2 separate regions of the Mus musculus genome follow, and region 2 is linked to region 1. The links are chromatin loops, found by intact Hi-C in ENCODE. Cell type or tissue: left cerebral cortex. All regions are shown on one strand. Links, peaks and the distances in the headings refer to the core of each region. The heading gives the core; the rest is flanking DNA.

What was found. Hi-C counts contacts between places; a loop is a spot of excess contacts. Peaks named below come from ENCODE experiments on the same cell type or tissue, not always from the same donor. Only the 100,000 strongest peaks of a DNase experiment are listed, where the experiment ranks them.
Region 2: a loop joins it to region 1, with 2.7 times the contacts of the local background. A loop is called at or near these places in 2 of 42 quality-filtered maps.

The regions. Positions count from the first base shown.
Region 1 is chr4:142,881,710-142,897,621 of GRCm38, reverse strand. No RefSeq gene overlaps it. Among named protein-coding and RNA genes, the nearest start is that of Gm42341, 240 kb to the right of the region's middle. In left cerebral cortex, for the core only: no CTCF peak of the experiment used is centred there; a DNase peak (open chromatin) is centred at 9,574.
Region 2 is chr4:142,945,421-142,961,332 of GRCm38, reverse strand. No RefSeq gene overlaps it. Among named protein-coding and RNA genes, the nearest start is that of Mir7021, 180 kb to the left of the region's middle. In left cerebral cortex, for the core only: no CTCF peak of the experiment used is centred there; a DNase peak (open chromatin) is centred at 7,330.

The sequences.
Region 1 (15,912 bases), core at 8,571-11,070:
ACTGGGTTTGTCGGTTGTATTTGCCTGCTTTTGTTACTGTGACAGATTCCCAGAGACAATTAATTTCGCTAAAGGAAACACTGATTCTTGGCTCATGGCTGCAGATGTTTCTGGCAGTGGTAGGTTAGAACCATTAGTGTTCTTCTGTGGTAGCTCAGTGCATCATGGTAGAGAGTGGGCTGGGGCCATCTCCTGGCAGCTAGGAACTGAAAAGAGAGAAAAACTGGAGGGTTCTGACAGCAGTGGCGTAATTTCCTTTGACTAGGAGTCTGACTGAAAGTCAGAGTAGGAACAGGAAATTTCAGCCAAAGAACTATCTATAGCGGTTGCTCACAACCTGTCACCGAGGAGCTGGGAGTGATGTTGCCTTCCTAATTACCCTACCTCCCAAGACTGTCACAGTGTGGTGACCAAGCCTGCAACACTCAAGCTTTGAGGAAACATTTAATATCCCAGCTGAAATGTAAAGTTTGTCAGAGAAAGAGGAAGGACTTTGGTGTCTGCGACTCTCTTGGTTTGGGTTTTATTGCTTGGAAGAAGCGCTGTCACCAAGGCAATTCTTATAAAGACAAACATTTAATTGGGGATGGCTTACAGTTTCAGTGATTCAGTCTATTATCACCATGGCAAGGGAGCATGGCAGCCTGCAGGCAGAGATGGTCCTGGGGAAGGAGCTGAGAGTTCTACATCTTTATCTGAAGGCAATCGGGATGAGGGTCTCTTCCACATTGGGTAGGGCTTGAGCATAGGACCTCAAAGTCCACCACCCCCACAGTGACACACTTCCGCCAACAAGGCCACACTGACTCCAACAAGGCCACACCTCCTAATTGCGCCACTTCCTAATGGGCCAAGTAGATTCAAACCACCACAGTGACACTGTAAGCTCTTCATGGTGAAGGAATGTGGGTTAAACTTGTTGACACCCAAATGGACAAAACTCACTGGAGTATGTAGAGAAGGAAAAGCCCTGGAGCCCCACTACAGGGCTGGTATGTATGAAGCTCCTTTCCTTGGGCCGTGTAGTTCCCATCCTTCCTATCTAGCAGCTTGCAGTCTCCTCGTACTCAAGGAATCTGCCCTCGACTCATGACTCAGTGTTTCCCTTATGCATCACACCAACATTGTCTCTCCTTCAGAATAGAAAGTTCACTGTTCTTTTTTTCCCTCCCAGCTTGACACACGCTAGAGTTTTGTGGGAAGAGGATCCTTGGTTGAGAAAATGCCTCATCAGGCGTGTTTTTAAGACACTTCCTTTTTTTAAAATTAAATTGATGGATGGATGGATGAAATTGGTCTGCTTCTGCCTCCTGAGTGCTGGCATTAAAGACCTGCACCACCATGCCCAGACATTTTCTTGATTTAACAACTAATGTGAGAGGGTCCAGCCTACTGTGGGTGGTGCCAACCCTAGGCAGGTGTCCCTGGGTTGTACAAGAAAACAAACTTAGCAAGCTGTGAGGAGCAAGTCAGTAAACAGCACTCCTCCATGGCCTCTGCTTCAGTTCCTGCCTTTAGATTCCTGCCTGGAGTTCCTGTCCTGACTTCCCTCAGTGATAAATTGTACTAATTTGGAAGTACAAATCATCTACTTTCTCCAACTTGTTTTTGACTATGGCGTTTTTATCATCATAACTGAACGTGAAATGAGACATTTGCCTTTGCTCAGCTATTTCAAATAACTTTATTTCTGAAAGAACACATTACATTTTTGAGAAAGGTCATCATGTAGCCCAGGCTAGCTTCAAACTTGCTCGGTGTCCAAAGATAACCCTAAATTTTAGGGTTTAGATCAGAGGAAGGAACATAGGAAGGGAGGGAAGGAGAGAGGGGGAGGCAGGTTTTTAGTCAAGAGTTTATTGTATTAGCAAGTAACACTACTGGAGTTTGAAATAAAAATCCTAGCCCATCGCTTCTCGGCCTTTTGGCTAAGATCAAGTGTAAAAATCCTAGCCCACCAGGAAAGGGCAGAGCCCATTCTTTTGAGGTCACTTGTGAGGAAGTGGGAAGGGTGAAGTGTGAACCATGAGGAGACAGGGGTCTGTGGTTGGCTGATGGGCACCAGCAAATTTCACTAAAAGTCAGCATGTGTTTCCTTTAATTATTTATTTCTTGCTGAGCTGGGTGTTATAAACGTCTCAAAGACATTTCCAGACAAAGGGTTCCAGGAAGAACACTGGTCCTGGGTAGTACATGGTATGACTGTAGCCCTTCTCTGTGTAGGGCTTTGCTATCTGGAAGGGTACTGGGTGGGCAGGAGATGCCCCTGCCTCTGTCACCAGACATAGACCTTCCCACTGGTACCTCCTAAGTGCTGCAGTTACAGGCTTGAGCCACTGGGTATGGCTTCTAGGGACCTTTTGTGTTCTAGGAACACACAGGTGTGTAGCAAGCAGGTTTCCTCCTGATGATCTGGCTTACAAAAAGACAGGAGGCTCTCGACACTTAGAACAGAGATGGGAGCCAAGACAAAGGAAGAGAAACTTCTAGGCCAGAACCAGGAGACCATGTGTGACACACATACCTGAGGCATAGGCTAGCCCGTGGACCTCCCACTCCAAGCCTAACATTCCCTCTCCTCCGTGGGTTTTCACGGGAGGCTTAAAGAGAAAAATCTATGTGTCAACATTGCGATTATTCTGTTGAGAGGATGCACCCGAGGCTCGGTTTCTTTGCCATTTTTCCAAGCAGGTAACTGATTTCTCTCACACAAAAGCACCAGTTGTCCATTCATTTTCTGTTGGCTGAGTGGTTTTTATTGTATTCCTAATGCATTCCCCCTATTCATCCAAATTGGTTTTCCTTCCCTCACATTCCTGTAACTATTTATCTTTTATTTTCTCTGGGGATGTGAACATCCTTCCTTGAGTCCCCTTTAGGTGTCTTGCGGGCTCTGGTGGGGAGCTGATGGACAGATGGATTCAGGGTCTCGGTTTTCTGCAGAAAGTGTCCAGGCTTGAACTCTGGCTATGTTGTCAGCCTGCCTCCAGTAACACATGATGCTATTTTGTTTGCAAGAGTCGGCTGCGTGTCAGTTTCTGTGATAAGGAGGTGATGGAGACCCTGCTTTGTGGGAGGGTCTGACAGGCAAGTGAGAAGGGCAGAGTTCTGACAGTGGTGTGGTTGGGCTGCATAGTGTCCAGCTCTGAGCACAGGAGAGTGATTGGTTGAATGTGAATCATAAAGAGCTAGGAGCTAGGAAGATGGCTCAGTCAGTAAGATGCTTGCTGTGCGAGCACAGAGATCAGAACCATCCCCAGGACTCACACAGAAAAGCCAGGCATTGTGGTGTGACTCAGGCATTACCATGCCTCACTTTGTCCCAAGAGCCCTATGCTTTTGTGCTCACACCTAGTGTCTTAGGGTTTTATTGCTGTGAACAGACACTATGACCAATGCAAATCTTATAAGGACAACATTTAATTGGGGCTGGCTTACAGGTTCAGAGGTTCAGTCTATTATTATCAAGGAAGGAGCATGGCAGCATCCAGGCAGGCATGGGGCAGGCAGAGATGAGAGTTCTCCATCTTCATCTGCAGGCTGCTAGCACAATACTGACTTCCAGACAGCTAGGGTGAGGATCTTAAGGCCATGCCCACAGTGACACACCTATTCCAACAAGGTCACACCTCCTAATAGTGCCATTCCAATAGGGCCAAGCATATGCAAACCATCACATCTAACTTACATGCTATCCCCTGAATCTAGGGGTATTTGGAAAAAGTTATTTCATCTGGGAACCCCTGTACAGAAGCAACCAAGCCAGCTAAGAAGGCAAGTTTGTATCTGGGGTTCCAGTCTCATCTATGAATGCCACCAGTTCTCAAGCTCTTCCAGTTCTGTGGCTTGCTCCTGTCAGAATCACAAGGATGATCCATCAACTCCAGATAACTGAACTGCTTAAAGCATCAGGTGTTCCAGACGTGTGTTAATGGTTGCCTTTGGTGAAAGGGTCCTCTTTGGGATGTCATGGAATGTCAGATGTACCTACTGTCCCCAAAAGACCTGGTAAGCCACTGCTACCAGAGCCATTGAGGTGGTGGGAGAAATTTTTTTACCATTGTTTAGTTTTGATGATACAGGGTTTAATGTATCTTGGGCTGGCCCCACGCTCATTATGTAACAGAGGGTGACCTTGAACATCTGTTCTTTCTGCCTCCCAGGTGCGCTTTCATGTCCAATAGTTTGAGATGCTAAGGGTGGGACCCAGTGCTTCATGCATGCTACTGAGACCCTCCCCTACTTCTAAAGAAACGTCTCTAACCTCAGAAATGATGAATTCTTCCCCTTTTCTCCTCCCCTTATGGAAATCTGTTAACATAAAATGCTTGAAATTGTTTTTGGCACGATGACTTAGCCATATAATCCTTTACAGAGAAAGACAATAGATAATTGGACAATTAGAGAGAACATTTCACATGAAATTCTTTACTCTGCCATGAATGAAACTGGAGGGGTTGGCTCCAAGTGGGAAAAGCACCTAAATTCCCCTCATTTGGTAATCAAGGGTTTCTTTCTTCCTCTTTTATTGTTTGGCAGTTTTATTCTTTTTGTTTTCATTAATTTATTTATTCACTTTACATTCCCATTACATACCCCCCTCCTCCCAGTCCCACCCTCATAACCCTCTCCCCCTACTACCCCTTCCCCTTCTCTGAGGAGGAGAAGCCCCCTGGCACATCAAGTTGCAGCAGGATTAAGGGCACCCTCTCCCACTGAGGACAGACAAGGCAGCCAGCCCAGCTAGGGAAAAGGGATCCAAATGCAGGCAACAGAGTCAGAGACAGCCCCACTCTAACTGTTAGGAGATAGAGGAGTCAAGGGCACTACAAGAAGACATACAGAGTCAACTAACCTGACCCATGGGGGTTCACAGAGACTGAACCAATGAAACATGCATGGGCAAGACCTAGGTCTCCTACACGTTTGTAGCAGATGTGCAGCTTGGTCTTCATGCAGGTCCCTGTAGGTTTTCTGAGACCCTCCACGCCCCATGGAAGAACCCAATACTTATCCAACCTTCCTCCTACTCCCACCCCAAGACTGTTTTCCTTTCTAGGATTTTAAGAGCAACCAAAGGGTGTTGTCTGCGCATCCTCAGGTGGCTGTGGAAAATAGATTCACCAGCTGTGGTAGGAGGTAGGCTCAGCCCAAACTTGCTATATAAAAAAAACGCAAGGTCTGTAGGAAAGCTGGCTGATGTAGCTGTTTGACACATTCCCTTTGAAGCATATATGTCCCTTTCCCCTTTCCTGTTCCATACCTCAGCCCTCTCAACCTCTGAGGGCTTCATCCTTCACTGCTCCACCTCCAAGTGTCCTACCCTAGCTCCTTCCAAAAGGGTCTAGTCTCCCAATGACTCTATGGTCTCCAATATCCTAATTACTGACCTTCTATGGGGGTCAAACTTGAGAGTAACACAAACTGAACTTACATTAACCTTCACTAAGGTTTGATGAATGATGCCCCCCGGCATGCATTTCAGTCTTTTGAGTAGATTGATTGTTGTAAGGCTCCATGGTATGGTGCTATGGGTGTAAGCTGTGGGTGCTATGTTTTAATATAATGGGCTTTTACTGGAAGACATAGCAACAGGAATGTTGGCAACCCCTGCTTCCAGGTTTGTGCTTGGTGGGTTTGGCTGAAGTAGGTGGATTCATGTGTGCAGAAGGAAATCAATTCCATTAACATTGTGACAATACACCCTCTTTCCTTGCTTGTTTCCTTTCTTTCTTCCTCCCTTCCTCCTATGTTAGTTGTTTTTCTCATTGCTCTGACAAAACACCCAACAAAAGCAACTTAAGGGAAGAAGGTTTACCCTGGCTCACAGTTTGAGGGATACAGTCCGTCATGGCAGAGAAGGTAGGACAGCAGCAGCCTGAGGCATGGCTTCGGGGATGGCACCGGGTGCATCTGCTTACTTTCTCTCTTTTATTCAGTTTGGGTTCCCAGCTCACGGGATGAGGCCACCCACATTCAGGGTGGGTCTTCCTACTTCAGTTAAAACTCTCTGGAAATGCACCCCCCCACACACTCAGAGGTTTGTTTCCAAAGTGACTCTAAATATAATCGAGTTGCGAGAGAAGATGCCTACCACCCTCCTTCCTTCCACTCTGCACCCGCCATTGTATCCCAGATATCTGCTCTCTGGAGTCACATTGCTGGGCTGGCTTGTCATTCTTAGGGTTTGTCTGCCCCAGGTTCATTTGAGAACTCTAGGTGAGGAGGCTGATGTTCCTGAATCTTCGAGCTCTCTGGCATCAGCGACCTCCTTGGTCCTCACACACGATATCTCCATTCTGCCCTTGGCTTTGGCATGGAGACATCCAGAGTCAGGACTATATCATAGCCGTGCTTCCCTCCTCATCAGCCCTGGCTCATCTCTGATCACTTTGCATTTCTTGCACCAAGATTTGTCTTCATTGCAAAAGAACTACTTACACGGGCTCTTTCCAGGTCCTGCTAACCTGTGCTCCTATGAACAGTGAGATGAGCATATCTCTGGACCAGAAAGTCTTAAGGAGGAACACCACATGGAGTGGGGCTCTGTGCTCTGGAGATGCTGTTCCATGATGGGTTTCTGCCCAAGGCCACCTGGGTGATTTCTCAGGTCATCTGGGAGTGTGAGATACAGGCCCCTGTCTACCAGGTTGTCTGGCGATACTCTGAGACAGTGTGGGTGGAGGCCTTTGCTAAACTGGCTTGTGGACTATAAACTCAGCAGCTTGCATGCTGGGCTGGGAGCCATAAGCAAATGTGCTCAACTGGTGACTTCTCCAAGGCAGAAAAGAGAAGACAGTAATTCCTTAACAGGGCAAACACAGCCTGCTCCTAAAGCCAAGAAAACAGTGTGGCAGACCTGTTCCATGCTCCTGAAAAAGAGGATCTTTCTATGGTGTCTTAGTTTGTTCTCTCTATAAAGAGGGGAACACTGCATAGGTCTTTTTTTTGTCAACTTGACATAAGCTAGAGCTATCTTGAAAGTGAACCCTCAATTGAGAAAAAAAACCTCTATTGGATTAGCCTGTTAGCAAGTCTGTGAGACATTTTCTGCATTAATGATTGTTGTAGGAAGACCCAGCCCACTGTGTGTGGCACCACCACTAGGCAGGTAGTTCCCAATAAATAAATAAATCCCCAATATCAGGAATATATATATTTCATATGCATGTATATATCCTTAATATATTCTTGATATATATATGTGTGTATGTATCCTTGAGATATATATATATATGATATATATACATACACACAAACACACACATATATACACATATCCCTGATATATCCCTCATATATATATATCCTTAATATATCCTTGATATATATATATATATATATATATATATATATGTGTGTGTGTGTGTGTGTGTGTGTGTGTGTGTATCTTTGATATATATATCCCTGATATACACACATATCCCTGATATTTAGCATATATATATATATCATATTCCTGATATATAGATCCCTGATATATTTGTATGCCTACCTTTGAGATATATACATATGTGTATACATATGTGTATATATATATATCTCAAAGGTATATGTATATGTGTGTGTGTGTGTGTATGTGTGTGTATCCCCAACACACACATACACACACTCATAGACAGACAAGCTGAGTTCTCCATGAAGAGCAAGTCAGTAAGTAGTATTTATCTATGGTTACTCTTGAAGTTTCTACTTCCAGGTTCCTACCTTGACTTCCCTTCATAATGGACTACAAACTGTCAGCTATAATAAACCCTTTCCCTCTAAGTTGTTATTGTTGTTGTTGTTGTTATTATCATGGTGTTTATCACAGCATAAAAGCAAACAGAAACAAAAACATTGGACATGACTTCTGCAAACTCTTTAGGAGTCTATGTACACTTCAGCACCTTCTGTTTACCTTCCAAAATTCAGGCAGAATATGTATAACATTCTTTCCAGAACTTCCAGCTGACGGAGGCGCCCACCTGCTCATCACACACCTCTGGTTCCAGGTGGAGTGCACCTTTCCTGGGTAGACACCTGTGGTCTTCAACACCTGTATGTGTGGCTTTATGACCCGCTGTTCCTCCCATCCCTCTGCAATGTGGTTATGTTGGACCATGTGACACTCACTGTGGCCCTTGGGGCCCTGGGAATGCAGTCTTGGAAGTGATAGAGACCCTTCACAGCTGCTAATATAAGAATGAGTTTGTGCATTGTTCTCTAAGAAAGGAATCTGCACATTCACTATGGTTTGTTCTGAGGGAACCTGAGCACAACCAGGAAGCAGAAGGGTGTGAATGCTGACTTTATGTAGTCTAGGACCTAAGGCCAGGGATAATGCCACCCTTCTTTAGGGGAGTGCTTCCTCACAGTCCCTCACAAGCACACCCAGAAGCTAACCTCATCAGAACAATCCCTCACAGGTTTGCCTGAAGGCTTGCCTCCTGTCAAGTTGACAGCCAACACAAACAGTCACAGGAGGACACAGGAGTAATACGAGGTGGCCTTGGTGTTCTGGAACCCTTGCCCTTTGACACAGAGAGATGAGACCATCAGGGAAAAGAGCAAGACCATAAATCTAAGAGACAAGACAGACCATGTGATCGGAAGGTCAAGGCTAACCATTGGACTGGCTGACTGCCTGTGTTTGCCCTCCTGCTAGAATCCTCTGGCTGAAGAATGGAGGAAGACCGACCCTTAGGATGCTAACCCACCGTCTTCTTAGACTGCTGGCTTTCTGGATAAGACAGAGTTTAAAGATTCAGTTCCTGGTTTTTAATTCAGGTGGCTCAGACCCAGCTATAACGCTTCATGAACTGTCTTCCTCGCCCCATCCCCTGGCCACACTCTTCACACCCTTTGGGTCTTAGCTTCCCGATCACAGGGACCGAGAAGTCGTCTCATCTCCTCCAGAGCTGGAGGAGGCTGATGTGGCTGGCCAGCCAGTCTAGCCTAAGAGAGACTCTGCTGGGGGAACTAAGGTGGAGTGTGATCAGGGAGGGTACCGGCATCCTACTCTAGTTTTCCTAGACACAAGTACTACAATACAGAACAAATAATGGAAGGCAGATCTCTTCTACTGAATTACAAGATCTTGAAGGATGGGCTGCATGCTTTTCACCTGTCCCCTGAGCTTCAGCAAGTGTCTGGCATGGAACAGACATGCAGGAGTGTTGTTCACTGGAACCAGTTTTAAGGTGCTCCATTGCTCCACAGACAACAGTGCCTGCATCTCCCTCCCAGGAGGCAGGTCGGGATCATACTTTGGATGCTGCGGCGAATAGACTCAGACTGTTTCCAAACAGTGATCTTCCCATTTTCCAAAATGTTCTATCTCCCAGGAGTTGGAACTGAACTCCATTTGTGCCATGTCATCTCACACAACCGCCCCCCCCCTCCCCAAGTGACCTGTTATCTTTAGAACGTGCTGTAAGCCACGTGGACCTTTCCATTCGTTTCATTTTAGAAACACAGCCAAGCACATACATCTCATTTTAGATGGATCCTGGCAAGCTGACTTCCTGTTCCCATTCAATCAATCATCCCCCATCTTTGGCAGGAAGGAGAGCATGCAGTTTCACACGTGCCAACCCCAACATATTTCTAATTCCATCATGGCTGGGTGGGTGCCTCCTCTGCCGTAGGATTTTAAGATGCTTAAAAAAAAATGTGTGTGTAAGAGTATTTCACAGCCAGATCTAGGAACTCACAGACTGGGTGGTGACAGAAATAAGGCCAGAGTTCTCTGTGGTAGAAGGAAAGAGGCCACACTACCAGAAAGTGTTGCCAAAGCTTAAAGCACTGGGGTGCTGGGTACCAAGGTGTTAGTGGTAACTTAAGAGTAAAATGGACCGAAGTGGCTCACAGTGAAAACAAGAAGAAGGACTAGGTGCTCCTAAATATATTCCAGGGACCAAGAGAGCTCGAGAAAGGGTGAGCTGACAGCCTTTGGTATTGGTAAGGGTCCACTTAGTCATTTCAAAACCTTAAGGCACTGTGACAGCCAGTTTTCCTTGTGATGTTGCAATGATCACTGGTAAGTATACATTCATGTCTTGAGGGCCTTGATGTGTATCCAAGCTGTGTGCCTGAGCACACATGTGTTTAATCTTGTCTCCTGTCAGTTCCTTAGTAATTCTGAGGTCTCTGTAGATGGTCCCCTGCCTTCATAACTTAACTCCACCCCTTGTCATTAGTCCTTTACTGAAATCAATAGCATCCTTCCTGAGAAGCCGAGAGGGACTATGACCTTTGGTTTATTTCTTCAAGCTCTGATTTATCGTTTCCCCATTTCTTCTTAGAACAGACTAAGAACTCCCCTTTTCTGCCTGGGCTGTCCAGCAGGGAGCAGGAAGTACGGACTCTAAGGCATAGCTGCGATTGGAAGGCAGTGGGCAGAGACTCAACTCTGCAGTGCTAGCTTCTCCTCCAGGACCTGCTTCTCAGATGCTGTTCCTTATTAAAAAAGGATTCAAGCACAGAATAGCCTCTGTGTTAAGATTGTATTTAAGAGTCACTTCATTATTTATGTGAATGGTAGCTTCAGAAGTATGTTGCACGAGCAAGAAGCATTCCCCCCTCCTTCGCTTAACCTATGTTAATCTCCTTTTTTTTCACAGTCCAATTTGCTCCCCTTCTGTTCTGTTCTCAGCTGGCTCCTGGTGCTTCACTACAGATACCAAACTAGTAGAGCAATAATCTGTTATTATTAATAAGTGGCTCCGTGGGCAAGATGCAAGCAAATCGTATTCATTGCATCTGTAGTACTATGCAAATTCACTGGTTTTGGAAACTGCATTCATCAGCAGGGTGGCTTTTGTGTATCTGCTAGGCCTCTAGCTCCCTGCAGCAGCTACATGTTTCTTGTCACGTGTGAAGTCCAGTCTTCCAGAGCTCAGATATGACTTCTAGGTATGTGTTTAACCTGTCTCTGAGCTGGGGTGATGGCTCATTTGGTAAAATGTCATGCAAGCAAGAGCACCTGAGTTTGGATCCCAGCACCCATGTAGAAAAGATGGTGCATACCTATAATCCCAGCATTGGAGATGCTAGAGACAGGAGGACTTTTGGGGTTTGCTGGCTAGCCAGTCACAATGAATTGGCAAGCTCTGGCTTCGGTGAGAGACTCCTCCTCAAGAAATAAGGCAAGAGAGGCAATTTGGAAAATACACAATGCCAACACCTGGCCTTCACATATGTGTGTACTGACATGTACATATGTATACATATGCATACTCAAATAAGCATGTACACACATAGACACACAAACCCATACAGACACAGATGGACACACAGGGGCATGGTGCATTTCAACTGTTAGGGTCTACAGTCCAGGCCATGGTAGAATTATCAGTCCACATACATGACTTACTTTAGATGCATTTGTGTGTTTAAAAATTTAGGCTCGAGTTGTGTAACATACACACACAGACATACCACACACAGACAGACAGACAGACACGCGTGTGCACGCACGCGCGCGCACACACACACACACACACACGTGAGCACAGACACACCACACATAGGCACACAGGCACACCACACACAGACATATGTACCCATACACATGCGCACACACACACCACACACAGATATACAGGCACTCACACATGCACACACACATACATACACACCACACAGAGACATACATGGACATACATGCACACACACACACACACACACACACACACACACACACACCATATAGACACATGCACACACACATAGGGACACACACACCACACAGACACACACAGAGGCACACATGCACACAGATACACACTGATATACACACACCCATAGACATACATGCACACACATGCACATTCACACCCAGCTGGTATGCTTTGTCTGTGAGCACCAGTCCTGAGCCTACTTGTGTAGGACTTGGGGTTCACAACATGCTCTGGGTTAACTGGATCTGTGTGCCATTTTGATCTGGTTGGCCAGTCTGCCACATGGATCTGTTTTTCTTAGGGGTTTGCTTATTTGCATGGTTTAGAATGATACGAATTGCTTTTCATACCTGGAGAATTTTCTTTCTTTGAAAAGTCCACAGCTCTGACCTAGCCAGGTCTGAGATGGTAGTCCCCAGTCGCCTGTGACAACTGGACTCTTGACATGTAACTGGTTCAAATTCTGCTTTAACTCTACAATCTTAAATATAGGAGGTGGGAAAAAATACAGTGCTTCAGCCTCATTTCTATTAGCTACAGATTAAGATGATCTCCTTAATTTTTAATATATTGGTGTAAATAAAAATATACTAGAAGGTTAAACTTCAGCTTAAACAAAACAAGCACTTTTTTTTCTTTTGAGTCAAGGTCTCACATAACCCAGGCTGACCTCAAACTCACCATTTAGGCAAGGATGGCCTTAAACTTACTCATCATCCTGCCTCTACTTCTTGAATTCGAGGATCACGTGCATGTGCCATTGTACCTGTTTTTTATGCAGTGTCTGAATGCAAACGCCGGGCTTTGCCATCTTGGCAAACATTTTACCAACTGATCTGTATCCCTATTCCTTAAAAAGGTTTAAATGAGGTTCTAGAAACTTTAAAGCTGTGTGCCTTGATCTTTCTGAAAACAGTATTACTTCTGGTCACATACTCAAGGACACAGGCTGATGGACCAGGTTGCTCCTTGGCCTCAGCGAAAGTGCATCAGTACAACGAGGGAGATGAAGGGTGTGTGCTTTGGTCACTATGTACCTGACAGGCATTTACTTACTGAGTACCTACTGTGTGTGTGTCAGATATGAGACAAAAGGCTTGAATGCTTGGGAGAAAGAGTCCTGGATGCCCCTCCAAGGGACATACTTGAACTTTACTCCAGCCTGGGGTCTCACCCAGAACTGAGGAGCCACGGGAAGAGCAGGGGAAAATGAGGGGTTCCTTCTGCATTCACATGAGGGGCTGTTTCTCCCATAGCTATAGCCTGCATGACCACCTTGAAAATGCCCACCTGTAGCAGCATGACCCAGACAAGAACAGACTCTCTGGAGACAGGCTTCAGTGAGACAGCTTGTTTAAGGGGGGAGGGGGGGACAAATGTTGTTTAAGTCTTTGGGGGTTGAGTAGGGGGGCTATCTGGAGTGAGTGTACATTATTGGTCAGGGCTGGGATCCTGGGGACGCCTCATTTGCATAAAGAGGAAGTCCAGGTGGTGCTTGGCATGACCTTATAAGGGGAGAGGAAGTTTAACCTGGCTACTGGCTATGTGACCTCCTGTGTTGGGAAAGGTGGGGGCACAGGGAGAGAGTGGTGTTACTCCTGCAGCTTCCAGGACAAGATTTCTGGGGTTTGGATATGCTTTGACCCCACTCTTGCCCCAGGCTAGCTCCCCCTGTCTCATAGTTCCCTGGCTCCACAGTGAAAGAGACCCTGGGATCATTGCCAGCCCTGCCTCTGCCCTCAGAGCAGGTAGATCTGGGCAACTCTGGACTCCAGTACCCAGCTCCCTGGCCCATTGCCTATATTATAACCTCTGGTGGAATCCTTCCAAGTCTGACACCCTCCAAGCTCAGAGGCTCTGTAGACATCTGACCCAACGTTCTCATCTTACTGCAAAGCTCGCTCTCCTCCAGGCATGCCAAGGTGGCATTCTTTCTGTTCTCTTCTCAAGTCAGGAATTAGCCTTAACTATTTATCACCATCCTGATTCCCTCACTAAAGATACATTCCTAATTCAGAGTGTGTGTTGATGTTCTTGCTTCAGTTTTGTTTCCAGTGTTATGAAAAACTACCATGACGAAAGCAACCAGAGAGAGAAAGAGTTTTAGCTGGCTCACGATTTTGGGCCACAGTCCATCACTGTGGGGAAGTCAAGGCAAGAACTTGTCACATTATGTCTACAGCCAAGAGCAGAGAGCAATGAAAGCATGCACGCTTGTGGATGCTTAGCTCTTCCTCATACAGTCCAAAACTCTCTGCCTAAGAAATGGTGCTGCCCACAGTGGGCAGGTCTTCCCACCTCAATGAACATAAGACTGTCTCCGGCAGACAGGATCACAGGCCAACTTGATTCCAGGGTTCTAGATTGTGTCAAATTGACCCCGTTAGCTACCACATGACTATGGTATCAGAGACAGTGACAGCCACGGGAGTCTGTCTGGATTCCTTGTCTCTGGCTCATTTTTAGTTACTACTGTAGGTCACCCATCTCAATTCCAACACGTGGGATCTAGATTTTTAGGAGTGGACATTTGCTGAGAGGGTCATGACTCTAACTCTCCTAATCATAGATGCAATGTTGGAAATTGAGGCCCGATGCTTGGTGGTATCCACCTGTTTCGCTGAGTCTTTTAAAAGCCTTGGCTTCGTCTCTCTGCCTTTCTCAGTCCACAGTCTGGCACACACCTGGAATACACAAAACTTCTTATAACGGGTCATTCACTCAGTACCAATATCAGCTGAAGAGGGGGCTGGGACAAAAGCCACACTAGGAATGCAGAGTCCTCCTCCACCACATCCCCAGGTTTGATGGCTGGAAACTGTGCCAACGTGTCTAAGACAACACACCATTTCCCTTCCAGAAGTCACTCCCTAGAGAAAGTTTTCACTTTGAACTATGTCCCTGGATCTTTAAAGCCATCTTGGCTTTCTACTCCCCTTCCCCACCCCATTCCAAGACAATTATCTCTACCACACCCACACCCCAAGGTCAGGCATCTCTTGTTTCTTGGTGGCTACTGCCAAGTCTGCTACAGATGGCACTACCATGTCCTCCAGTGGTCAGCTGGGTCTTTCAACTCATTTGTGATAAATCTGTCACAGAGAACCCTAAGCTCTCTCTCTGTGCTGAGGAGAAGCCAGGCAGTGGTTCCCACTCTATCCGTGCAACATTTATGGTACCTTGCATCCGCTTATTAGCTCTGTAACAGATGCTGAGCGTGAGGGTGTGGCTCACCAGATAGAAGACTCTGGTTGCTGGAGCTTTTCATAAGCCCACAGATAGGAAGGAGATGGCAGGTGTGTAGACAAAGTCACTGCTGTGTAGCCTACCTAAGCATAAGTCCCACAGGTCCCCGAGGCTGCAATATCACCCTTCCAGCTATGAATCTGAGAGGCACACAATTGCAAAGCCTGCTCAGTGGGCTGAAGCTCAGAAAAACCACAGCAACTCCGCCTCTGCAGGCTGTTCACCAAGGATGGAGCAAGATGCACTTTGCGATGGTGCCAGGATTTTAAAACACATTATTGACTTTAGTTTTTTTTTCTCTCTCTCTTCCTTTCAATAACTTGTATAAGCAATGAAGGGACTTAGGGTGGATTGAGGAAGACATCGAGCTTAGCTTAAGTGGAACCACCATCTTCTTTGATCTGAGGGTTAGAAGCAGATCGTGTGTGACTGCCCCGTGGGAGTGGAGGTGGCTGTCTGCAGGACGGGGCTGGGCTCCTCCCCCATGATGGTGCCACGCTGGGTTCTCTTCTTGTCCTTCGGCATACTGCTCTCTGTCCTCAAGTCTGTGTTGTCATATTTCTTACATCTCTTAATGGCATTTATTTATTTAGTGTGTGTATGTTGGGGGGGGAGGGGGAGTGTGTGTAGAGGTCAGAGGACGGATTGTATGAGTTGGGTCTCTTCTTCCATATGTGGGTACTAGAGACAAAACTCAGGTTGTCAGGTTTGGTGGCAAGACCCTTTACCTGCTGAACCCGACCTCTCTCTCTCTCTCTCTCTCTCTCTCTCTCTCTCTCTCTCTCTCTCCCTCTCCCTCTCCCTCTCCCTCTCCCTCTCTCTCTCCCTCTCCCCTTTCTCATGCCATGTGTATGCCATATATGTGCAGGTGCCCACAGGGGCCAGAAGATAGCATCGGATCCACTGGGTCTGGCTTTACGGGCAGCTGTAAGCAGCCTACTGTGAGCAGGGAACTAAACTTGGATCCCCTGGAAGAGCAGCAAATGCCCGTAACCACTAAGCC
Region 2 (15,912 bases), core at 5,833-8,332, 66 kb before region 1:
AATCCACTGTAAACTGTATAAATGTGAGCCTGAAGGCTGCGATCTTGTGAAAACCATGAGGAGACAACGAGCAGTAGCAATCTTCACTGTTAACATTGGCCTGCTCCAGGGACTAGGTCCCTCAGACCAACCTACAGTAGCGGGAAACACAAAACAAACCATGTGTATTCCACACATCAAGCGATGCTATGGTTTTGCAATACAGTTTGTGCATGTGTGAGTGTGAGTGTGTGTGTGTGTGTGTGTGTGTGTTTGAAGACCAAAGGCCTTGGGCTACCCCATTGGTAGCACAAACATGGTTTTCCTCTTTGCATCTCCTCAGTCACACTGTGGCATGAATTTTCAAATGGCTCAAACAGTTAGCAACAGCAATAATGATACAGTAGCAATGCAGTTGTAACAGCCAGAAGGACACATAGCTTTGTGGAGATAGGGATCAGGGTATAATTAGCCATAGACTTCCTTGGTGACTTTCAAGCAGTGTCCTTGTTAGCTTGGTCAGCTTGACACAGCCTAGAGTCATCTGAGAGGAAAATCTACATGGAGGAATGATCTCCATCAGATTAGCCTGTGGGCACACCTGTGTGAGATTGTCTTGTTAGGTTGATATAGGAGAGCCCAGCTGACTAGGGGGAGCACGGTTGCCTGGGCAGATAGTCTCATAGGAAAGTGAAATGGCTATTTTTCTGTTGCTGTGATAAAAACACCACAATTAAAAGCAACTTATGGAAAAAAGAGTTTATTTTGGCTTATGGTTCCAGACAGGAATTTCATAATAGTGGGAGAAGTTTTGAGACAGGAGGCTGGAGCAGGAAGCTAAGAGATCATGTCTTTAATTACATACAGAAAGCAGAGAGAGAGGGAGAGAGAGAGAGAGAGAGAGAGAGAGAGAGAGAGAGAGAGAGAGAACTAATATAGTTAGGCTTCTAACTGTTCCCAGTGACATACTTCCTCCAGCAAGGCTGCACGCTTCCACTAACCTTCCCAAACAGCGCCACCAACTGGAGACCAAGTGTTCAATACCCAAGCCTATGTGGACCATTTCATACTCAAACCACTGTAGAGAGCTAGCTAAGCATGAACACTGAGCAAGCCAGCAAACAGGGCTCCTCCAGGGTTCCTGCTGTGCCTCCTTGGCTGTGACCTCCTTGGCTGGTCAGAAGGAAGATTGTACAAACAAAATAGCAAGTGGCTCTGCCTTCAGGTTTCTGTCTTGTGTTCCCACCTTCACTGCCCTCAGTGATGTCCTGTAACCTGGAAATGTAAGCTAAATAAACCTATTCTTCCATGAAGCTAGAAGAAGCAGGTTGTGTAAGCCCTCTAGATTTGCAGACCTCTCCTCTTCTTTAAAATAGACTACTTTTTTTTGACTCTGTGTGGTCCTTGATGGAAGCCATGGCAGCTGCAGCATCAATGCTAATTTCTTTAGGTCTTCGTTCTCCTACGAGGTTACCCATGGGCAGCCGCAGGAGTCCATGGAAGCTTTATTCTTACACACAGTGCATTCTATAGAGGAGAATATGTGTTTCTCTGTCCTGCAAATACATTATCTGGGGTGACACAGCCAAAAAGGGACTCAGGTGGGATTCTGAGCTGAGCGGTCTGGTTCCGTGCATGCGATCTCTCCCCTTGGTTGTGGCACCTCTCCCAGTGGGTCCTGTTTAGAGAATGACATATGAGGAGTTGCAGAGAGGAAGCAGAAGCAGACTAAAATGAAAAGGGTGTTTTAAAGTAGTCATAGGAGCAGACTGAATGGCAGATGTCCAACCCTAAAGATCCTGAGGTGAGATGAATGTGCTGCACACACCTGGAGCTGGTCCTGCAGGCAGGGCTGACTCTCAAGACCTCTCCTGCTCTGAGGTTCTCTGCAGAGGATCTCTCACCAGAGTCAGAGAAATCAAGGACGAAGATGATGGACAATAAATGGGTGCAGGTCACCACCAGGACATTGGAGCCTTTGAGTCATCACAATGAGCTAGAACATTGTTGACAGCTAATAGAAAACGCAGGATTTCCAAACTCTCTACGAGGTTTTGGGGGGAAATCCTATATTCTAAAGCTTTCTTCCACCTAAATGGCCCCCAGGCCCCAAGAAGACCCACAGGAGGGAGTCCTGCTTGGCTTTGTGTTTGCCAGAATTAAAGCATGCCCTGGCTGAAGCAAGACTTGTAAATGGTACCGACAAGAGAGAGCCTTTAGGTCCGTGACCCAGAGAAAGCTCAATGTAGAACAGTCCTCAATGCCTCCCTGTTTATCAACAGTAACAAATTAGAGCCAGCCCCAATGCTCAGCCATCGGGAAGCAAGTGATGATTAATTATCTCCATGAAAGTTCACACAGCTGTTATCAAGTAATGGCCAAGGAAGCAGCACTGCATCATGGGAGATTTTGCTAATATAAAAATCCTTTGAAAATACCAAGAAAAGATCACTCGGCTTTGCTCGTAGGACCAAGAAGAATCGGCTAAGCAAACTCACAAACTCCCTTGGCAGTTGCCAGGCTATTGATTAATTGTTCTGCACATGTACACATGGTTGTGAGTGTGTGTGTGTGTGTGTGTGTTCATCACAGCACTTGTATGGAGATCAGAGTACAACCACAGGTATTAGTCCCCGTCTTCACTTTGTTGGTGTTGGTGAAAGTCTCTGTTCCCTGCTGCACACTGCACCTTGTGGGGATTCTCCTGTCTCTACCTTGCGTCTCACTGTAGGAGCATGGCTTCCTCTGGAAGAGGAGCCAGTGCTCCTAACCCCTGAACCATCTCTTCATTCAGCCCCTGGAATTCTGAGTTTAGAGCTCAGTATAGTTGCAAGCTGCCATGTGTGTTTATTGAGCAGCGAAATGCAGTGAGGATGGCTGAGTAATTGAACTTTTATTTTATCTAGTGCTATTCTCATTAAATGGAAACAGCCAAATGGCTAATGGCTGCTATATTGGATGGGCAAAGGCTCTTATCTCTCTGCATCTTCTTCTCTCTCTGCATCAATGGTTGCTTAGCTTTCCAACAAATTTCTTTATACGTTTAAAATTACACTTATTCCGTGTGTGTGTGTGTGTGTGTGTGTGTGTGTGTGTGTGTGTTTGCATGCGTGTCAGTGTACTTGTGAAAGTCAGGGGTTGATGTTGGGTATCTTCTTCAGTCACTTTCTGCCCTTATTTAATTATTTGTTTTGTGTATGTATGAGAAAGAAACAGAGAGAATGAGGGAACATGTGACACAAATTCCATGACATGTAATTAGAAGCAGAGGATAACGTTTAGGGGTTGGCTTTCTCCTAACTCCTGGGGTCAGGGTCTCTCTTGTTTCTGTGACTGCAACCCATACTCTACTCAGGGCTAGCTGCCTCTAAGGCTTCTGGTTGGTTCTGCCTCCCCTCTTCTCCTTGGGCATGCTTTGGGCATGCTGGGATTACAGATGCACACCACTCTGGCTGGAATTTTAACTGGGACCTGGGGACTGAGCTAAGGTTGAAAAGCTTGCATTGGGTAGCAGTTTTACCTGCTAAGAAAACTCCCCAACCCCTATGTCTGCTATTTGAGACAGGGTCTCTCACTGAATCTGGGGCTCACCAGTTCAGCTAGGTTGGTTGGCCAGTGAGCTCCAGTGGACCACCACCTCTGCTTCCCCAGTGCTGGGATTGTGGACATTCACTGTTGCATCTGGCTCTTTACAGGGATGCTGGGTATCTGAACTCAGGTGCCTGTGATTGCAGATCCAGCTCTTTACCGAGCAAGCCCTGCCTTTCTCCCCACAAACCACCTTGATATTGTATGATGTCTGCTTCCCCATTACCTCAAAAAATGTTGGATGGTCCTTTTCCTTCCCTCCTTCCTCCCACCCATCCATCCATCCATCCATCCATCCATCCATTCATCCATCCTTCCTTCCTTCCTTCCTTTTTTTCTGGCTGCAGGCTGGAGCCCGGGTCACCTATACATAAACAGCTTCTTCCCACTTCCACCCTCAAAGCACTGCTTTCTTCTAGTTGGCATTTCTGAATTTCTATCTGATGTCTGGAATCCTTTGCCCACTGTTCCTGAGCCCCATGCTATCTATGTGGTGGCTTCCCCGGGAAGCCTAATGAGGCAGTTGCCATGGTAACTGGGTGACATCCCTGTAGCTGATGCTAATGCCGTGGATCCGGAAGCCCCTTGCCTGTTTCTCTCTGTTTGGTAGACTAATAACATTTAAATTAAACGTATTAATTTATTTCATGTCAATTAATTTGTATGTTAAATGGTGTGTCGGCTTCACCTTCCCCCACCCCACCACAACACTCATTAATTAACTCCAGCCAAATCAGGAGTGCATCCTAGAAGGTGGCGATCGTTTTTAGCAAACTACAATTATGATACTCTGCTCCCATGTAGAAAATAATCAATGTCAAAATAATTGCTTTTTACAGGCCACAGTCAGCTGTCTTGTCAGATAGTTAACTTATAATTATAGCTGTTTGGATTTTTTGAAATAAAAAAATGTAGCCAAAATATTGGGAAGACAAGGGGTGACTGTTAATAATGTAACAGTGTGTGACACATCCAACCATTTTGTTCAATGGCGTCTGCGACTGTGCAGGGCTAGTGGTAGAGAAGAACCAGGTGTGCCAGGGAGTTAATCTGACCTTCGGTTAGAAGGCAACTTTTGCCTTCCTTTATCCTCTGTCTTTGGTGAGATGGTGGGAACACTGGTCGCTTCCAAGGAGATTATGTTGCTGGTATCTGCTGCTTACCAGAGAGGTGCACAGACTGCCAAGCTCCCTGGGAATCTGGCTAGTCTCCCTGGAAGTATCCCATGGATTGTGAGCACATACTATAGCCTCTCTCTCTGTACTTTGGGGTACCATTGTTTATGGTAATGATGAGTGTCTCGAAAACCAGATGTAGGTGATCTCTGCCCTGTCTCCAGTCAGTTTGTTTCTTCATTCTAGAGGAAAGTGAAGCTGAGGGGAGCTTAGTGCATGGGCACAGATTTACACACATTATCCAGCTTGGAGTGTTGTGCATTGTGTGTGTCAGGGACCTGCTTATGTGTAGCTTGAGGTCCCCTGTTTAGAGCCATGTGTTCTTTACGATGGTTAGTGTTAATGGTCAACTTGACAGAGTCATGGGACAAGGACATGCCTGTGGAAGATGATCTTGGTTAGGTTGGTTGAGGTGGGAAGACCCACCCACCGTGGGCAGCCCCTTTCCTTGACTGGGATCCTGAAGGCTCTAAATGGAGAAGGGGGACTGTGCAGCAGTGGGCATTCAGCCCCTTCTGCTTCCTGATTGTTGATGTGGCGTGAGCAGCTTCTCCAAGCTCCTGCTGTACTCTTGAGCTATGAGCTAGAATCCACTTCTTCTTCTTCCTTAAGTTGGTTTTCTGGGGGTGTTTTTTATTTTATCACAGCAACAGGAAAAGAACAGTTTGGGAGCTTAGACTTGTTCTGTTATTGCTCTTCACCCTCTGCTCTGGCAGGTAGCCGGCTAGTTATGAACAAAGTGCTTTCTACGTCTGCCTCTGCATCAGGACTGCGGTGATGGCGAGCAGAGCCAGGGAACTCACCACCCCCAACCCTAGCTGGCTTGGGACTGAAACATGACCTACCCGCTTTATCTTTTGGATTTTTACAGGTATCTCAGACGAAAACAGACCCCGAATTTCTGCTGTTGACAAGAGGAGAGCCCTTTGGCACTAAATAAAGACTTTTTCTTCCAAACTCAACTCAAAATGCCCTGTTTAAAAAGTCAGCATCTGAGCCAGGGAGGGAAGCTTGGGTGCTAAAGTGCTTGCCTTGAAAGCAGAAGGGCCTGAGTTTGATTTCCCAGAACCCATGTAAATGAGCCAGGTGTGAGAGTGCAGACTAGTTAAACATATTATGTATGTCTTCATGTATGTATGTATGTATGTATGTATGTATCAATCCTGTGTGTGTGTGTGTGCTTGTGCCTGCTGCTATCCACAGAGTCTAAAAGGCAACTGTATCTGAGTTGGAGTTACAGGTAGTCTTGAGCCATTTGAGGTGGGTAGCTGGGATCTGAACTCAGGTCCTTTGGAAGAGCATCAAAAGTGGTATACATTTTAAATTTCAGTACTGGGGAGATAAAGTCAGGAGGATATTCCTTGGATGGCTAGCCTCAACCTATTAGGTAAGTTCCAGGCCAATGAGAGACCCCCCCCATCTTAAAAAAACAAGGCAGCCAACATCTGAGCCGCCCTCTCACCTCTACATGTAAGTATACAGATGTTCATGTGCACTGCCTTGAAATGCAAGAGAGGGAAAATAAAAACAACACACATGAATAGGCCAGTCACCTAATTCTCCTTGAGTCATCATGGCCTCCCACCCTGCTTGGACAGATGGAAGTTTATGGGCAGACTTAAGCATCAGGATCCACCAGTTGCTAAGGATTTAAGAACAGGTGCTAAAACAAAATGTCTTTGTAAGTCTAACAAGCCATATCCCAGGTGCAGGCAAAGGAAATTTACAGACTTCTTTACTGGTAGCTATGTCTCCTGACCTAGCGACTGGCACACGGCGAGCACTTGATGAGCGTTTATTTTAAGGTCCCGAATCTCTTTATGTCTCTAATCTACTTTATGAGCACTGTTTCTCTTGATGATAGATCAGAGTGTCAAGACACCATTTCACAGTGTCCAGCAGCCAGTAGGTGTGTCCCGCCAGAGACCTAATATTTAGAAGACGTAATTCCTAGTCATATAATAGATCATCGTTCTTACTGGGCACTCGGGTCACCAGATTGGACCTTGGAGACGGTGATGGGTGTTTTCAAACAATGAGAACATTCAGGACAGGATGGCTCAGTGGGTACAGGCAGCCAATGCCAAGCCTGACAACCTGAGTTGGATCTCCCGGAGAAAACCAACTCTCACAATTTGCCCTCTGGATTCTCACACATGTACCTCGGCACACTAGTGCTGGTACACATGCCCCCCTCCAACACTACCACATAAATGAAATAAAAATATAATAAAAATAATGGAGGGGGACTGACTTCCATAGACACTGTATCCATATAGCTCTATGTAAATGGTTGACTAGTAGCACAGGCAGGATTCCCAGAACAAATAATTTCTGTCCTCTTTCCTCATCATGAGGATTCATGAGCTAATTCCTACAGAGTAGCTTGCCACGTTGAAGAAGGATGCTTCGCGGGGACATTGCTGGCAACCACTACCGAGGTAACTCATTGTCTTGTGGAGACAGAGAACAGGGCTCTTTGGTACAGAAGCCCTCAGGGGAAGCTGTTGCTTCAGACTCGTCTCATTATCAAGGAAAATGAAAAGATCCATTTTAGGATGGCTCTACTCCCTCCTACAAACAAAAGGCAGAAAGCCCCTTCGCGCCCCTATTCAGTTCTGTGGCTGGCTAGATCTTTGCCACAGGATTTGAAAATAATGGGAGTTAGGTTGTCATAGCAACACATTCCGTGCCATCGTGCTGACTCGGTGGTTGATTCCTCCGTGCTACTTTTATCTTAAGAAATGCTCGAAGTTTCTTGAAGCTCTGCTTCAAGGGTGTGAGAGCTGACAGCCTCATTCTGACTGACAGGCAGTGGGGCTTGCCTTCTGGCCTGCATCGCTGCTGTGTGTGGAGTGGAGTTGTTGAGTCCCTGAAGTTGGGAGAAAAATCTAACAAGTCAAATCTTCTCGTTTAACAAAACCATCTTGGCATCTTACGCCTGCCTGGAGCATCAGGGCAAACTTTTTATACCCAACGTCTGTTCCCAGTTTTTTTTTTTTGTTGTTTTTTTTTTTTGTTTTTTTTTTTGTTTTTTTTTTTTTTTGCCTTGTTTCACCTATTTGGTGATCCTTGATACTTGGTTCTCCCCTTCTGCCGCTTTTCCTGGGGTCACTTGTCCAGACATCATCACCCCATCTTCCAAATCTACAAGTTAACAGGTTAAGCATCAATGTCACCCCAGGGACACTATAATAGTCCTTGCATCTTTGGTGTATAGATGAGGAAACTGAGCCATAGTGGTCAGGTGACTTGATCAAGGTCACATGAGCAGAGGCAGAAATTAGGGTTGAAATTCAAGCCAGCTGACCCGGAGCCTCTCTCATCTCTACTGGTCTATAGAACATTCCAGCCCTGTTCACCTCACCCAAGAACCTTCTACTGTCAAGTTGAAATCAGCCCATAGTGGGTATACATGAGTCTAGTTCACTTCAATTTGCTCTGTAGACAGCTGTCAGAGAAGCTGTACATTTCTATCCATGGATACCATTGTCTCTCATCCAGCCTCAGATCCTATGCTGCCCCCTTGTGCTTTCAATGACACACACTGGCTCCCTAACACGCCCAGAACATGGCTGGGCTCTTGCCTTTGCCTACAACACTGTTGGAACTGAAGGCTAGTGGGACTGATCTCTGTAAGGGTGAGAACTGGTGATGCCTAAGCTGTCACTGCCTGCCTGATGCACAGCAGGGACTATCTCATATGTGTGTGTGTGTGTGTGTGTGTGTGTGTGTGTGTATGTGTGTGTGTGTAAAACACTAGAAACACCTTCAGGTGTCATTCCTCAAGAGCTGTTGCAAAACATATGAAACTCAAGAAGAAGGAAGACCAAAGTGTAGATACTTTGGTCCTTCTTAAAAGGGGGAACGAAACACCCATGGAAGGAGTTACAGAGACAAAGTGTGAAGCAGAGACTGAAGGAATGACCATCCAGAGACTGCCCCACCTGGGGATCCATCCCATAAACAATCATCAAAACCAGACACTATTGCAGAGGCCAACAAGAGCTTGCTGACAGTACCCTGATATAGCTATCTCCTGAGGGGCTTTGCCAGTGCCTGGCAAATACAGAAGTGGATGCTCATAGCCATCCATTGGATGGAGCACAGGGTCTCCAATGAAGGAGTTAGAGAAAGGTCCCAAGGAGCTGAAGGGGTTTGCAGCCCCATAGGAGGAACAACAATATGAACTAACCAGTACCTCCAGAGCTCCCTAGGACTAAACCACCAATTAAAAAAAAACCAAAACCCCAAAAAACAAAAACAAAAAACAAAACAAAACAAAAAAACATGGTGGGACTCATGGCTCTAGCTGCATATGTAGCAGAGGATGGCCTAGTCAGTCATCAATGGGAGGAGAGGCCCTTGGTCCTGTGAAGGCTCTATGCTCTATAGGGGAATGCCAGAACTAGGAATCAGGAGTGGGTGAGTTGGGGAGCAGGGGGAGTGGGGAGGGGTAGAGGGTTTTTGGAAGGGAAACTAGGAAAGGGAATAAAATTTGAAATGTAAATAAAGAAAAATATCTAATAAAAAAGTAAAAAAAAATACACCCCCCGCCCCGAAAAAAAAGAGCTGTCCACCTTGCTTTTGAGCCTGGATTTCTCCCTGGTACCTGGGGCTCACTGATGAAGCCAGGCTGGCTGGTCAGTGAGCTCTGGGGAGCCTCCTGTCACCAACTCCCTAGCTCTGGGATTACAAATGCGTGCTGCTACAACGATGCTCTTGGGGTTGAACTCTGGGCCTCATGATTGCATGGTGAGCACTTGGCTTGCTAAGCTATTCCCCTAGTTCAGCTTTTGATCAGAATAAGGGCAAGAGCTGACGTTTTCTATGTGTGGACAGAGTGTCCGATGGGTCTCAGGGATCGTCTCATGGAATCCTCCAATGCTCTTCTGAGGGCACCCAACCTGAGAAAAGGGCATTGTGACCTTGGACTGCAGAGGCTTGACTCCTAAGCCACCCCTGGTTCCCTGGCTGCCTGTATCCTAGAAGCGTGTAGCACCCTGCAGACTCCTCAAGGGTTATCCTGCTCTCCCCCTGCCACCTCCCACTCTCCCTGGCTCCATCTTGAACCTCTGTCCCACTCCTGTTTCTGCCTCTGCCTAACACTAACTGGCACATATAAATGTTTGTTGAATGACTGGAAGAACTTCACAAGGGACCCCACATTATTCAGAAGACATTGTCGCTGCTGTTGTGGCAGGGAAGAGATGAGCTATGTGAAACAGGACAAAGCCAGCAGAGAAGCTGCTGATGGCTTGACAACAGCCGGGTGTAGGAGGAGGAGAGGGACGGGTGGGCACTACATCAGGGACAGCACTGAGAATCGCAGGTAATGCATGGATTTATTGCCAGGTGGAGGGGAGAGCTGCTGTGTCAGTCAGGCCAGGAGGCTTGTGCCAGCCACCGCCCTGGGGCGTCCTTGGAAGCTTCTAGAGACAATGCAGGCTCTCAATGTGGGTGCTCAGGACTTGCTTTCTTGTTCACTCACTTCTGAGCTGCAGCCACCCATCCTGGTGACAAGATTCTAAGGCAGCCTATGGCAACACCTTGCTGAAGAATGTGGGTTCATCCTGAGCTGGGCAGAGCCCCTTGGAGGTGGCCTGATGCAGAGGGATGCCAGCTTGTGTCATCTCATCCTGCCCCTTCTTTGTAGTTGGGTAGAAATGCAGTTCTCAGGACACCTGCCCCTCCTTCTGTCTCAGCCCTTGGGAAGTCCAGTTCATTTGCACAATGGCCACCAGGAGACTTCAGGAAGCCCGTGCCGAGAAAAGGGGATCAGAATTGAATTCCTGACTTGGCAGAGATTTCCCTTCTCACACATAGGGGAGGGAGCTGCAGAATTTATAAAGTCAAAGCAAGCTGAGACACTACATTTGGCTCTTTGCTGACCCGCCTTGCTACATGTTGGCACTGCCGTCTAGGTCAGACAGGACCAGCTAAGATCCGAATGCACTTTTAAAATCTCTTGCCTGGATGAAGGAGAAGCAGGTCTGTTGATTTTGATTCTGCATCTTTGGTCACTCAATCGCCGTCCCTGGGACATCATCTGACTGTGACTCTGATCCCAGAGGAGTAGACAGAGGCTCCTTTGGGTATTGATTTTATTGGTCAGTCTGCAGTGGGTGGCTGAGTGTATATCATGAAACTAGACCTGGATCCCAGTGCTGAGGAAGAAGAAACGCTCATGCCACCCTGGATATAGGAAGAGACCAGTGATGTTTTCTCTTAGCTAATCTTTCAAGTTTTCCTTCCACCATCCCAACCCCCCAGTCTTTGAAAGGGCTTTTCCAAAGTCCCCAGGAGACAGTCTTCAGCATGGCTGCTCACAAGAGAATACAGGTTAAGTGTTGAATTGGTTAATTCCAATATGGCACCATTAAGGGAAGTAATTTCTCTCTCGCGGAGCTAAATTGGATTAATTGTGCTCATGGGGAGTGTGTTTAACAAAGGGCAGGATTCAAAGGTGCCAGGTTGGGTCACAGGAAATTTGGTTCTTTGTTTTACGGCTGAACAAAGTGTTTGCCATTTACACCCTGAATGAAGTGGGCCCAGTTTGAACGTTCTCAAGGCCATTAGTGTTGGAGATGAGAGTTTGAACATTTGTTTCCCCTGGATGATACATAGAATGCCACAGATTATCATAGGCAAGATTAAAGCATGCCCAGAGGAGCTGGGGCGATAAAGCCGTGGGTAAAATGCTGGCCAAGTAAGCGTGAGGGTCCAAGTTCAGCCGCCAGAACCCCTATTAAAGCTAGGTGTGGCAGCACACACCTGTAACCCCAGTACCAAAGAGGCAGAGACAGGAGGACCCATGGGACTCAATGGCTAGCCAGCCGAAGTGAGTTGGTGAGCCCCAGATTCCATTAGAGACACTGTGATGGTTAGTTTTAGTTGCCAAATCTAGAATCACCAGGAAGAGAGTTTCAGGGAGGGGCTGTCTCGATTGAGTTGGCCAGGGGGTTATCTATATGTGCAGGATTGGGTTGACTGTCTTGATTGATGAGGGAAGACCCAGCCTGAAAGTGGGTGGCACCATTCCCTGGCTTTGGACCCAGACTGTGTAAGTGTGGAGAAGGCTGCCTGAGTACTAAGCACGCATGCACAGCTCACTTTCTGTTCTTGACTATGGCTGTGATGTTACTGGCAAATTTAGTCTCTGCTTCCCTGATTTCCCTGAAATGATGCACTGCACCCTGGAGTTGAGAGCTAAAATATACCCCCCCCCCCACCTTCCCCCTTGCACAGAGCTGATTTTTAGACAGGGTGCTTTTCTTTTTAAATTACAGCAACACATCCGAAACCTTGACAGACCCTGTTTCAAAAAATTAGACAGAGAGCAACTGAGGAAGAAGAATCTATTACCAGCCCTGGCCTACCTATGCATAGACTGACAGAGAGAAACACACCACAAAACACAGCCATATCCACATATATACACACATCACAACACACACACACACATACACACACACACACACACACACACACACACACACACACGCACACACACACACACCACTCACTGCTGAGGGCAGATGGCTCATAGGTACATTTAACACCAGATCAGAATGCATAGAGGTCAGTCTATGGATGAGATGTTGGCCTAACCCTGGGAATTAAGGGAGGAGACAGGCTCATAGGCCTTTCTGCACTCAGATGTGATGGAGGTACTAATCCCTGAAGGTAACGGGACTTTCAGAGGCAACAGATGGCGCTTAGGGGCAGTGAGGGTGACAGGGCGGGCCCTGAGCTCCAAGACCAGGGATGAGTGGCAAAGCAAGCCCCTTATTAGGTATGTCCCCAAGTGAGAGAAACCAGGGACCCAGCAGTTTCACATCTGCCATGCCCTTTTCCAGGCACAAGCCAGCTTCTCCTTATTCTGCAGTGACATCAGGAGTCAGAATCACCCTGTCCATTATGATCACAACAGCACATAATCTGATGGGTGGCAGGGGCTGGCAGGCAATAAGACAGCTGGGCTGCAATGAATGAGACAGGCTGTGGCTTCAGGGTGAGGCTGTGTCACGACTGGGGTCTACAGACCATTTGAAGATGTACTGTCTCCTTAAGAACAAAGGAGTATGGTTTTCATGATGTAGGAAACCACAAGGGGCTCCCAGATGGAGGAATGGAATGCTCCAGTGCTCTTTGGGTGTCCCCAGTAGAAAGTGATGCCCTCTCCACCCAAGTGAGGATGCGCTTGGGTGAAAGAAACCTCTTCCTGTTCTCATGGGCCCCTGGGGACCCTCCAGTCACTTGTTACCATGGTTAGAGTTCCCGGCATCATGTCTCTTTATTCTCGTAATCCTGCATGCACACACACACACACACACACACACACACACACACACCACTCACAGTGTACTGGGGGACAAAACAACCTCCATTGTATTTGCTGAAGGATAGCACAAAACCATTTCCTGGGATCATCTCTCAGCAGGTTCAGCTTTGGGTATCTGAGGTCAACTTTGGCTGGAGGAGATTCTTCCTAGAGGGATTCTTTTGTGGGTTGGGAAGCATGAAGAGAAGTCCTGACATCTAGGCACACCATAGATGTCAGGAGCATCCCTGGTAGAGCTAACCGTAGACACGGAAGAGAACAGACACAGGGGTGGGACTGTCAGAGGGGCTGGGAGCAGAAGAGGCTGAGATGGAGACAGGCTTGTGTGTTAATTGGCAGAGCCTCAGAAGCAAGACGCGGGAGGGCTTTGGCAGTTCAGGGAGGCTAAGACTTGCATTAGGAGAAACAAGCCCCGCTCCAGAGGCCACAGCGTGCAGCTGCTGACAGCTTTAATTCAGGCAGCTGGTGAGGGGCATCTCTTCATGTTCTGCCCACATTCATTATTGTATTGATATTCCATGCACAGACAAAGTGTTCATTCTTGTTTGTTTTTTCTTTCTCTTCACACTAGCAAGAAAAAAAATCTACACGCTAGACTCTTTAAGAGAAAATTAGACACGTTGTAGAAAACACAGTAAGAGAGATGTTTGAGTGATCCAGGCCCCCATCCTTCAGAAGTAAGTAATGGTTGTTTTCTGGGGTCCACTTCTATCGTACATCTAGATTCTAAACAACAAATGAAATTAGAAACTACAGGTCATTTTTAAAGCCTGTTTTTCCCCCTATCAATACTATCAGAAACCTTTCATCACACCCCTACATCCTTTGCTGTGGTCCTACTTTGAATGGCTATGTGGTAAGCCTTTGTTAAAACCCAGGGGACATGCATTTGTCCAGGTGGCTATTATTAGACCTTCATCTTACAGGAATGCCTGCTGTCCTGCCTCATCCAAATCGATCCCCGACTGGTGCCCAGACCACAGAGAAGTCACCACACTGCCTCTTGTCCAAAGCTATTTTTTGTGTTCTGTTCTATCCTAACTCTGCTCTTTGGCTAGTGAGGGGCTGCAGACAAAATGTAGAGTTTCTGAGACCTGTGATGCATACACTAGATGCTGAAGCAGAGGCCACAGCTTGGCTGGAGAGGAGGAAAAGCCATCGATGTATGAGTGTTCCTTCTTCTCCACGAGCTCCTTCCAACCACAGTATAGAAGCAAGTCACCAGCTCGCGATAAACATGGCTTGGTCGCAGCCTGGCCTGAGCCAAGCCACTGACATTGTAGATAAATGAGGACTAGTGAAGCTGCTCCCATCTCCCATCTGGGTAGCTGAGTTGGGTTTCCATTTGTGCCCGTACTCTGAGTCCTTGATGAATGGGTCACTGTCACACTGGCAGTCAGATTGTGCACTGTTCTCCATTGAGCTCACATCCCAGGAGCTAGGGAAGACCATGTATGTCCTGTGAGTATATGCTCTGAAGTTCCGGGGGCAAGAGACTCACTGCTTAAATGAACAAGTTGGAAGCCCAGCATCCATGTGAATGGCAGGGAGAAGCCTTCAAAGGAGGCCCTACAAGAGGAATGTGGGATGTTCATCTGTTCTTTCATCTATCCATATACCCATCCTCTAGCACATATTTCCACCAATCAACTAATCTATCATTCATCTACCTGTCTACCAACCCGTCCTTTTATCTACCTATGCATCCACCCACTCATCTTTCTATCATCTATCCACTCATCCACCTTCCCACTCTCCTATCTCTGTACCCACTTACTCATCTATTTCATCTAGGTATCGACCTAGTCATCTATTCAGCCACCTGCTCACCTACCCATCTTCATGTACCCATCTGACCTCTGCCCACCTTGCTACTCATTTATCCCCCTGTCCACATATCATTCCATTTATCTATCTACCTGCCCTCCATTTCATCTGTCTATCCATCTATCTGTTCATCTACCCATGTCTTCATCATCCATCCACCTACCCACCAATCCATCCATCTATTCTCCCACTTTCCCATCATCTATCCATCATCATCCATCAATTCACTCATCCATCTACCTACATAACAATCTATCCACCCACCTATTTATCCACCCACCTTCCTACCATATACATGCCCACTCAACAATCCATTTATCCATTCATCTATCCACTTATCCAGCCATCTGTCATCCATCCATCATCCATCTGTCCATCCATCCATCCATCCATCCATCCATATACACAGCAATATACTTGACCATCTAGTCATCTAAGTACTTATGCATTCATTTAATAAGATGTATTTATCACTTACTATATGCAGTCTATTTTTGGTGCTTAGGACACTCAGTGAATAGCAGTGACAAAAATCCTTGATCATGAAACTTATCTCTAGCAAGGAGAAACAGGCAACACACTGTGAGTGTTTAGAAGACATTAAGCGGCAAGGGCAAAAGCAGAGGAGGGGATGGAAGGCTGCAGGTTAGAGTAGAGGGTATGCAATAGTTAACTTCTGTATCACCATGACTGGGTTTAGAGTCACTATGGCAACGCACTCTGGGTGTTATATTATGAAAATGTTTGCATGTGGAATTGAAGTGGAAAGATTCCTTCTGATTGTGGCAGCCCTGTGGGTGCAGGTGGTAGTTCCTTGATGAACAAAAAAGAGAGAAGCCTCCTGAAAGTCAGCATTCATCTCTCTCTGTTCCCTGACTGTCGACTCGGTGTGACCAGCTGCCTCATGTTCCTGTTGTCTGCCCTTTCCCTAATTCCTCAAACTGAAGCAAATCAAACTGAGTGTGTGACCAGAAACAAACACAATGTGGTTGTATCTTA